Linked DNA regions of Mus musculus: region 1 is linked to region 2. A link is a loop called in an ENCODE intact Hi-C map of the cell type or tissue named here. Cell type or tissue: gastrocnemius. All regions are shown on one strand. Each heading gives the region's core, and the rest is flanking DNA. Links, peaks and the distances in the headings are about the cores only.

Region 1 (5,365 bases), core at 159-5,158, 240 kb after region 2:
GCTTTGCTGCCAGTTAATACAAAGAAGTAGCTGTTGATCCAGCATGTGGGTCTAGATGCCATCCTTCTGCATGCATGAGCCTGGGCCCTGCCAAGCTCAGGGCAGCTGGGCCACTTTAACTGCCATAGGGAAACTGCCTACCTACTGCCACACGGCGTAGGACCCATTTGAGCCTGAGTTGGTTACTCGGCACCTGACTGCTGTGAATTCCTGTCTGACCTTCTGGAGCTCGACCCAAAGCGATCCACACTGTGAGGTCATCAGTGGACCGGCATGGGAAGCCCACAGTTGAGCCCAGCCTTCACTGTGGCAGAGCCTCTGCCCTCCCGCCTCCCTGGCCCCAGCTGCCTTCTGCTCAGGCAGCACTCACTATGACAATGAGGAGGGGAAAAAAGAAAATGGCATGAGAAGACCGGGCTCCTGGCCCAAGGCTAATGTCAAATGGGAAAGAAACTGCATTCTTGTACCCTAATTGATCAGGACTGCATAGGATCGAGAAGAAAGAGCCCTGGTCCAGAAAGATAAGAAGAAACATGCTCTGCAAACATCGAGATCTGTGTCACAAACAAGGGTCACCAGATCAAAGCATTCTTAAGTGTTATCTGCCTGGCATAGCCACGCGAGCATTAACAGAACGAGGATACTAGGGGAAAGGCCTCCTAAGACAAGCAGTGACAAACCTCGCACCCACAATTAAACCCCGCTTCCTCCAATTGCTGGCCCAGGATATCTGGCGGCAGCAAAGCACGCTCACCTGATGGTAGGTCTGGAAGATCATACACACAGCACAGTGAGGGGCCTGTTGGGCCATGATCTCATTGAATTCCTTTTCAGCCTCAAAGTTCGGGGGTCGGTTCTGCCACAGCTGGCTCAGAGGCTTGGCCCAAGCCTCTGTCTCCTCAGCCTCCTCCTCGGGGGTCAGCTGCTCAGAAGTCTCTAGAGGAGGAAACAGAAGTGTGAGTTAGCACCAGCCTGCACACAGGAGGTCTGCCTACAGTGCGGAGGAGTTCAGCCAGTGGCCCTGGCTCCAGGTTAGGACTAAACTCAGGATTCCAGAGGATGATAAAAGGCAAAGGCCAAACAATTACCAACAGACTCCTTTTAGGCCAGGGTGACTTAACTGGGATGTGAGTGGGGACATGGGGGACTAGCCCGGGAGACTTAGCTGGGATGTGAACGGGGACATGGGGGACTAGGGTGGCTGTCGCAACTGCTTTCTGTTGTCAGACTGGCTCAAGGTCTCTATTCTTCCTCATGTTCTGGGTGCTCATCCCACTCTGTCCCCTGTAACAGCTGCCACATTCAACCCTCTGCCCTCTGTGGGCAGCAGAATAAAGCAGCAGACAGTCAGGAACTATGCGGTTTGCTGCCTCCAAAATGCCAGCGAGTCAAGTCCGTTCTCCTCTGGGCTTTCCCTTCAGTTGTCCTGGGGAAACAGGCCAAGACAGGACTAGTAAGGATGAAAGGTGTTACATCATGGCCCTTGGTCAGGACTTTCCCCGCTCACTCTGGAAAGTCCAGGTCGTGGGGGAAGAACAATCTGCCTGGTGGGGGGCGCCGGGGGGGGGGGGGGGAGGCATCCCAGGATCTCAGGAGATGAATCTTCTTCCTGGCCACTAAATGTCTATGTCAACCAGGAGCTTGTGAGTGGAGAACTCACAGGCATAATCCAGTAGCCAGGAAATAAAACTGGCTACTGCATGTTCAAAGACTGGGAGAGAGGGAGGAAAATGCTGATCCTGAAGAGCATCAAGTATTATAAAGCCTCAACCAGCAACTTGCTGGCCTTCCTCAGAGCCCCGGGCCATAGACTCCTCATCTCTCTTCAGTGTGCTGGGCAGCAGCAGCAGGCCTCACAACTCAGGCACCCTTAACCACGACCAAGGAAAAATCCTCCTCTGGGTTCATCTTTCCACAAGAGTGAGACTCACTGCAGAGTGGAACACAGTGGAACTATTCTCACAAAGCAAGAAAGGTGCAAAGCCCACTAGTTCCTGGCACACACAAGGTCAAGGAGCAGGGCAGAACCTTAACAATTTTGAACGCTGGAGAGAACTCTGATAGAAGCAGGAGCAAACGTCGGGACAGATTGATGCAATAAACAGATGAGGAGGCGCAAGCCTGTAGGAAGTGCTGTTGCATGTGGAGATGAGAAGCCCCTGTTGTCTATCCCTCTGGCCATGCATTCAGTGGCTGACAGGAAATTGGCTTTGACAGTGCGCCCATCAGGCATCGCCATGAGGCTACTGCCCAGGGGACTGTGGATTTGCAAACCACTGCAGTGCTACTGGCTACGATAAAAACACTCCTTCCCCCAGAGGCCCGAGGTCTCTGCAAAGAAGCCTAGCGTAAGCTGTGGTGGGCACACCTATTGTAGGTGCCCACATGCTCGCTCTAGGCAACTCTAGCATAATGCAGAGAAGCCATTTCTTCCTCCACCTACCATAGTCAGGTTTCATCTACAGGGACCTGGCAGCTGCCACTGTGCACAGCCAGCCCCTGTGAAGGGCCACTGTAGCGTAAGGAGGTCAGTGTGAACGAGCCAGACAGCCTCTAAGAGCCCAGAGTGCCTGACCCCAACATGAGGGACCAAGATAGTACAGCAGGGACAGAAATAGACAAGCTCATAGACCCGTCTTCACATACTGACATCTGCTCTACTCACGAAGCCAAAAGTGGCCCAAACCATGACATATGTGAACACTGAATGCCAAGGGGAGACTTCCACTGTGTTAAGTGAAAATTGCAGAGATCAGAATTCTAACAGTTTACATATGTAAAGCTTCACGGAGCCTTATAGTCAAGACGTGTGCATCGCACTGAAAATGTTGTTATTCAGATAAAAATGCCTTTTTAAAAAGCCAGAAAAAGAGAGAGGAGAGAGAGACAGACAGACAGACAGAGAGAGAGAGGGAGAGAGAGAGAGAGCGCGAGCCAGCACGCACTTGGGAGACAGAGGCAGGTGGATCTGAGTTCAAAGCCAGCCTGGTCTACAGAGTTCCAGGACAGCCAGGGCTAAACCGAGAAACCCTGTCTCAAAAATAAATGAGAACAGTGAAGAGACCAGATAACCACATCCTCCTCTCAGGGACACAGCAGGTGTCCAGGAGAAGCCGAAGCTGCCAGAGCAGCACCTGAAAGCGGAGGGAAGAAGATCAGGAGGAGCTCAAGGCGAGCCTGGGCTATACCACAGCCTGGGCTATACCACAGCCTGGGCTATACTATACCCTGTGTCCATAATGTACCAGCAGAAAGAAAGCAGACAAACTCACAGTAAAAGTTCTGATAGCAATGAACACATGGGGGGGACCACACAGAGTCTCCTTTCACTTTGCCATGACTGAACACTGCTTATCACAAAAAGTAGAGACAGATGACATCAGTTACATAATTCCAAAAAGACATACTCAGACAACAATTCACACCTGGGCTGGAAGTGTGTGCTCTCAGTATTCACAAACTCCTCTTTGGATAATTTTTCTTTTGCCTCTTGGAAACTTTTTTTCCCTACGGTCTGTGTCTTTTTGTCTGATTGGTTAGTTTTTGCCTTTTTGAAACAGGGTTTTTTATTCTGTGTAATCTTGGCTGTCTAAGAACTAGCTCACAACCACCCGTATGACCCCTCCTCTGGTGCGTTTGAAGTCAGCTACAGTGTACTTATGTATAATAATAAATAAATCTTTGGGCCGGAGCAGTCAGGGACTGAGAGAGTGGAGTTGACCGGAGCGAGCAGAGGTCCTAAAGAATTCAATTCCCAACAACCACATGAAGGCTCACAACCATTTGTACAGCTACAGTGTACTCATATACATTACATAAAATAAATAAATAAATCTTAAAAAAAAAAAAATAACTCACTCTGTAGACCAGGCTGGCCTGGAACTCAGAAATCTGCCTGCCTCTGCCTCCCAAGTGCTAGGATTAAAGGCGTGTGGCACACCTGCCTGGCTAACCTGGGTCGTTTTAAAGCATCAAGGGAAGAAATCATACAAGAGGCAGAAGCTCTCTGAGCACAGACTCAGAGGGACAGCTGGGACAAGACTCAGAGTCTGGCCACTTCTGATCCCAGGGCCTGTAGGCTGTCCCTGTGCCCAGGCTGTCCCATACTTTCTAAGAGGAAAACTGAGAGATGAGCTGTGACAGCATGTCACAGGAGAGGAGAGGAGGAGAGGGGCTCCGCACTGGAGAGTCAGCAGTCCAAGTGGCTCTGGTTCCACAAGCATGCACGAGCCAGTACCTGGGAGGCCTGCCAGCACCAGCCTGCTGCTCCAGGCAACTGAGATGACCACTCCCTGCTGTTGTCAAGATGCGCTTCGAAGCTACACTTCCTAGTTCTTCTTGCACAGATCTCTTAGTTCCCCTTTCTGTCTCCTCCCCAGGCTCTTCTGCTCCTCTGTCCCACCTCCAGCCCCTGCTCAAGCTTCTAGGCATTCTTGATGAGTGAGACCCTTTCATTTAAAAATACTCCTCCACATCGATGTCTTCCCACATCAATTTTCTCTATCCACAGTAACCTTGGGTTTCTGAAGCCAAAAGCCTTAGGACACAAAGATGAGGCCATCAACTCATCTTCTTCCCTGTGGTCTACCCTTCCAGCTCTGCAGACTGCTGCCCAATCCGGCTGGCGCCGTCTTCACTACTTCCGCTTCTCCCACCCCACCAGCATCCGGGCCCAGTGGTGTCTGGGAGCAGTCCTTCCAATGCCAACCCCACTGTGGTGCTCCCCTTCTTCAAACACACCTCCACGGTTCCCTATTGCGTGTGAGGACAGCCTCAGTAGGCTCGTGAGAGGAGCTGTGGACGGCCAGCCCCACGCCTGCCTTGCCCCTCAGCTCAGTTCAGGCGGCAGCGGTGTCCTCCAGCTTGAGCTAGGCAGCACTGCCCGGCAGCTCCCCTGCCTGCACCCCCATTCCCCGTCTCATTCCTGCTGTCCCCTCAGCTTGGATAGGGCTCCTTTCTTTACATCCCTTTAGCTGGCAACCCCACTCCTCGGTGGGCACCTTGAGGGCAGGCACATATCTTAGCCAGCTGTGCATGCACAGAGCTTGGTATCACTGACGCAACTTACTATCCTGAAAAACCAACCTTGTACCTCCTAGGAAGAGAAAAGAAAGAGGCTGCGTACAATCACACAGCCCACCAGCTCTGAACTGTCCTGGGCCCTGGGCCCACGCCCACCCCTGACCTCTGACGCCCGGTGAGGGCAAGGCTCGCTGTGGGGACCCGCTTTCCGTCTAGTGAAGAGAGGAGACGACTTACCGTCATCGCTGCCGCACTCCTGCAGCACGAGTGGGTGGTGGCGTGGGAGCTTGCTCAAGGGCTGGCGGCGACCCTTGGTCTTCTTATTCTCCTCCAGGGAAAGCAT
Region 2 (5,365 bases), core at 139-5,138:
TACCAAAACATGTTTTCAGCCAATATCCTTTGACTTTTTCCCCCCTCTTTAGTAGTGGGATTGAACCTAGGGCTTGTACGTGTTCAGCCAGCACTACTACTAAGCCTTGATATCCACAGCCCTTTAAAGTTTTAAAGAACAGCAACTGACTATGTTACCTGTGTGTGTGTGTGTGTGTGTGTGTGTGTGTGTGCGCGTGTGCGTGTGCGTGTGTAGGAGCAGCTCTAGCCTACTGCATGTAACAGTTTCTGTTCCTTAATGGCTTAAAGCAAACAGCTTTAGTCAGCTTAACAGTAACTGTCTGCTTCTCTCTTAAAGGAAAAAAGGTTACCATTAAACTTATCACAAATGGTAGAAGAGCAAAATCATCACATACAGTCCCCAATTTAAAGCATGTGGCACAGCACATATGTACTAATGGGAGCTGCTGATCTCCCGCCCTGAGTAAAGGCCACAAAAGAGCTGCCATTACTCAAGGAACCGAAACACTCTTTACTGAATTCCAAGGGCCAGCTTGGACACAGCGTCCTGTTCCAACACTACAATTACCCTGTGCTTTGTATGATTGCCTCCATTTTTGCTTAGAAGTGGTTCACTCAAGGTCTCACAGTTAGTAAACATACTCTGCAATTCAAACTCAGACACAACTATTGACAAGGCTTGAGCCATTAGCCACGCCTCTACAGCTTCCCTCTCCATCTCTACCTAGGATTCCCAAAACCTTTCTCTCAAGTGTCAGGGTCAGGTCTCTAGTCTTGTTCTTCTAGCCTAACTTAAACCCAAAAGAATCCCAACAGACCATTTTTCCTTTCTTTCTTTCTTTTTTCTTTTTGTTTTTTCGAGACAGGGTTTCTCTGTGTAGCCCTGGCTGTCCTGGAACTTACTCTGTAGACCAGGCTGGCCTTGAACTTAGAAATCTACCTGCCTCTGCCTCCCAAGTGCTGGGATTAAAGGCATGTGCCATCACTGCCTAGCCTCAACAGACCATTTTTTTTTCTGTATAAAATCCTTCAGGAAATTTATACTGGCTTCAGGAAGAAAAAAAAAGGGTTGGAGAGATAGCTCAGTGATTAAGAGCACTGGCTGCTCTTCCAGAGGTCCTGAGTTCAATTACCAGCAACCACATGATAGCTCACAACCATCTGTAAAGGAATCAGATGTCCTCTTTCGGTGTGGCTGCAGACAGTGACAGTGTATTCACATACATAAAATAAATAAATATATCTTTAAAAACAAACACTTATTTAAAAGAAAAAAACTCTCGAGCTTGGCTGCCAAGGTCCTACATGATTTGACGAGTCCCTGGCCTTGCAGTTGAGTGGCTAATGAGGACATGCACACGGATATATAAAGGAGTCACGTTATGGGCTTGGAAGAAAAGCCAGGAATCTCACTCAAGAGCTCGAGATGCCGCGGTGGAGAAGACCACGCTTGGCCTTAAGAATCACCGGGAACTTCTCGGTGATGCGCCAGGCTCCTGCTCAGGGGCTGGGAAGGAGCGGGACCGTATCGAAGCACAGCAAGTCAGGAAAGTGACATGAGCTGAAACTGGGCTGTGCACCTCGTGGGGGTGGCATCTTTATGACTGATGAGTTTGAACTTTAAACATGGAGGAGAGCCACTGGTTGGAAAGGAAAAGATTAGAGCCTCATTTTCAGACCGTCAATCTGACTGTTGGGCTGATAGAGGGTACAGGCGGGGCAAGCAGGAGGCTGTCGAGAAATCTCTGCTAAAGTCTGGGAAAAGAGACAATAACAGCTGGGATTAGGGAGGTGGTTACAGAAACTGGAAATAATAGATCTGCAATATTATTTGCTGGGAGCAGGATGCTACGGACTTAGTGACTGGCTGAGGGCAAGTGAACAGGCCAATGTGTTAATAGTCTACCAGATAATTTAGTTGTTTAATGTCTGCCTCACTTTTGCCACAGTGAGAATAGGGACCGTGTCTCGCCTGCATCTTTTGTCTCCGTAGGATGACGCGTATGACAGACACCCCATTGATGCCTACGGGATGGATGGGGCGCTCCCTTTCTGGGAAGCTGGAGAGTAACTCACCTTTGGGCATCAGGTTGGGAGATGGCATTGACAATGGCCTCCACGCTGCTGTCAAAGAGCTCTGAGTCCTGCAGAGCGGCGAAGGCAGCCTGAATGAGCGCCTCACAGTCCTGCAGGGGTACCTCCAGCTGCACCCAACTGGAGAAGCACTTGAGCACCTTCTGACGCACACAGCTAGGAGAGCTGGGCTGTTGTAGCAGTTGCTCCAGCAATGGGAAGACAGTCCCACACTCCACAGCCAGGCTGGTCCGCACCAGACCTTTGCGGTACTGGGGCAAGCGGCTGGTCTGAAACTCCTCGGGCAGTACTGTCAGCAACTCTAGCAGGGCCAGGCAACGGCCCTGGCTATCCACCGGCGAGTCCTCAGCCTGGAAGAGCCGAACCATATCTGCCACAGCACATGGCCAAGCGTCAGGCATCATGCTGAGAGCTAGTGAGGCCAGCGCCACGCACAGCCGAGTCAGCACAATTTTGGAGCCGCTGGCAAAGCGGGTGATCTGGGTGAAGAGCTGTGCCTTTAAGCTTTCATACTGGTCGGTGGGGATGTCGCTCCAGTAGCGAGAGATCTTGATGTGCAGGGCACTGGCCCCAAAGTACTGGATCTCGGGCACCTTGTCTGGCTGTAGTAGCTGCCAGCTGAAGTGCCAGGCCTGTGGAGAGACCTGGGCCTGCATCAGCCACTTCTGAGCCAGGTTCTTGTTGTCAATATTGGGGTCGTAGTAGAGCTGGTGCAGCGCCTGCAGGACAGCACAGGACTGAGCAGGTGCTGGCTACTCTGGATCCTGCCAGAGCCCAGAACAGAGGGTGGGACTCGGTCCTGCAAGATGCTGCCTCTCCCTGACTTGGGGGAAGACGGAGTGAGTAGGAAGGGAGAGAGCTCAGGATTCCGCTGACCTTTTGAAAGCCTGAATCTTGCCCATGCTCTATCATATTCTCTTCTTATAGTACAAACGGGTTCTGAGAGGGACTCTCCACAGGAAAGCAGAAAAGGCCGGGGCTGGGCTCGTCCCACAGGGAGGTATGTAAGGGCAAGGCCTAGGAGGAGGGAATGACTCCACGGGGAATAAATGTAAGCTCCAGACAAGTACAGAACAGCCTGAAGGAGCCTGGCTCTTTAGATACAGCTCCTCCCATTGATTCCAACAAGCAAACTCCATCTGCTCCCCCAGGATCATCCCGAGGTCACTCCAGAGGCTGGCACTAAAGCCAGTATGAAATCTGAGAAGGACTGCTTCAGGCCAGGTAGCTCTGGAACGGATACACTGGAAGGGAGGGTGGGAACATACATCTTCAGAGAGTACAAGTAAGTCTCCAATCAGATGATGCAGAGAGGCCTTGGCCAGAAGCAGCCTAAGCAAGTGCCTACCCGGGAGCTGTCAGCAGCAGAATCCCCAAGGCCCAACTCCATTGGGACTTCATGCAGAGAGAAAACAATGGCTCATCTCCCTGGCAGCACATGAAACCAACCATGTGCCACCATGCCAACACTGTCCAGCCCCAAGGGCCAGCCAGGTTCCCTAAATGGACTCCATCCAACTAGGATTAACCAAATCTGTACCCTCCCGCCCCCTGAAAGCCAGTTATGGCTACTGTCCCTTGTACAGCCAGCCACTCAAGGAAGCAAAAGGAGACAAGAGACCGAACAAGAAGATATGTGTTCTCAACATTTGTTAGGTAAACAAGCCTCAAGAACAACAAATGTTTTTCTATGACTGCCCCTTGCTATCCAGTAGGATACCCCTACCTCTCGGATCATCCTTGGGAGTATTGGGGGTGGGGCGGGTGCATTCCTGCATTCCAGGCTGCTGGGAGAAGAATAGAATAGAAAAAGATGGCCTGGGCAATGGAGAAGTCTGGAAGGAGGCCATGGCAGAAAGCCATGTGGGCAGGTAAGGAAGGAAGGGCCCTGTAAAGTTGCCAGCAGAGCCAAGCCCCTTGGACCCAGCACAAAACAAGAGAGCCAGGCACACTCCTGCCTGTCCAGGACCGGTTTGACTTCCATCCAATAAGGAAAAGACCCTTTCTGAAGATAAATGAACATATAACTCAGACGGGTTTAGCTCCAGATATCTTTGTGAGCCTTTGACTGAAAAAAAGTGAGTCGGGTCCAGGATCATTCAGCATCCGTGTGGTTTCTAACGTGGGGGTGGGGGTGGCTGAGTGGCAGGTCTTGTGAGTTTCTGGTTCCCTCCAGAACTCCGCCTGCTTTTCTCCTGGATCTGGGCAGGAGCCGATTTGGTTATAAGTCTAAACCCTTCAGCACCCTACAGGGAACAACCTAAGATCCTAGAGTATCTATCCGAAAGGGGACCTGTGTCTACAGAAAGCCCAAAATAGCCCATTAGGCACTGCAACACTGCTGTCCAAGCCGGCTGCCCAAGAGAGATGGTAAATACCAGGTGCTCTGGGGGCATCATCCCAGCGGGCACTGAGCCCGCGTCTGAGCTTTGGCATTAGTGTCAGTCCCCAGAACTTCTGCTCTGTCACTGGAGTGCCCACCCCAAGGCCCTCATACCTTCTCCACGTTCTCCACAGTGAAGTCCAAGGCTGGTGCTGCTCCAGCCCCTGCAGCCCCCAGCTGCTCCTCCCGCCGCTCCATCTTTGCTCCCTGCCTGGCAGGGAGGTGGACCCTGATCTCTTTCTTGCCCCAGCCCTTTGGCTGTCGGCCCCCTGCTAGACCCCGGCTTGAGTACCCGGGAGGTGGTGGGATGAGGGGATGCCCAGGGCGGGCATGGCTGCCGAGGCCTGCCCACCTCGTTTGGAGGGGGAGTGGGTTGCAGAGGTCAAAAGATGTGCTCTTCGGAAAGGGACCCGCTAAGGCGGCTCCCAGAAGGGAGGCGTCCGTGAGGTACTCCCAGACAAGGGTCCTAGTGGGAGGTCACAGCTCTGTCCCTTGAATCAAAAGTCATAGGGGAGGGAGGCCTATAGGGGAAACAGAGGCCCTGGCCCGTGAGGGGTCACAGAATCAACGGCCTGTACCCATAACACCCCAGTCTGGACGAGCTTCTAGATGCTATGAGGTCAGGGGGGCTGGGAGATCACCCGGGAGAGAGCCCTTCGCGAGATACGGAGACGTCCAAGGAAGCACGGGATTGCAGTTTCGTGAGTCTGGGGCAGAGTCGGTAGAGTTGGGGGACTGAGATAGGTCCCCTCCGTTCGCCTGGCCCGCGATCTGTTCGCCTCCCGGCGTTGGCCCCGCTACGGTCGCTGCCTCCGCCCCAGTGACTGACAGACAGGCCGGCCCGGCCGGGACGGGGCGGGGACCTCAGCAAGACTCGGGCTGTCCCGAGCGCCTGTCGCCAGTACCA

What was found. A loop is a pair of places that touch in the nucleus more often than their neighbours do. Peaks named below come from ENCODE experiments on the same cell type or tissue, not always from the same donor. Only the 100,000 strongest peaks of a DNase experiment are listed, where the experiment ranks them.
Region 1: it touches region 2 in a loop (15-fold over the local background); 2 of 42 quality-filtered maps call a loop at or near these places.

Annotation. Positions count from the first base shown.
Region 1 is chr4:118,147,931-118,153,295 of GRCm38, forward strand. Kdm4a (lysine (K)-specific demethylase 4A) reads right to left here. Exons shown (of 22, transcript NM_001161823.1): 12 at 5,260-5,365; 13 at 755-936. Among named protein-coding and RNA genes, the nearest start is that of St3gal3, 16 kb to the left of the region's middle. In gastrocnemius, for the core only: no CTCF peak of the experiment used is centred there; DNase peaks (open chromatin) are centred at 176, 2,237, 2,548, 3,006 and 3 more places; H3K4me3 peaks cover 2,316 bases; H3K27ac peaks cover 5,000 bases.
Region 2 is chr4:117,909,716-117,915,080 of GRCm38, forward strand. It overlaps Ipo13 (importin 13), which reads right to left and starts at 5,284. Exons shown (of 20, transcript NM_146152.3): 1 at 4,573-5,284; 2 at 2,058-2,794. The coding sequence starts at 4,656. In gastrocnemius, for the core only: no CTCF peak of the experiment used is centred there; DNase peaks (open chromatin) are centred at 2,505, 2,739, 3,500, 3,930 and 1 more place; H3K4me3 peaks cover 5,000 bases; H3K27ac peaks cover 5,000 bases.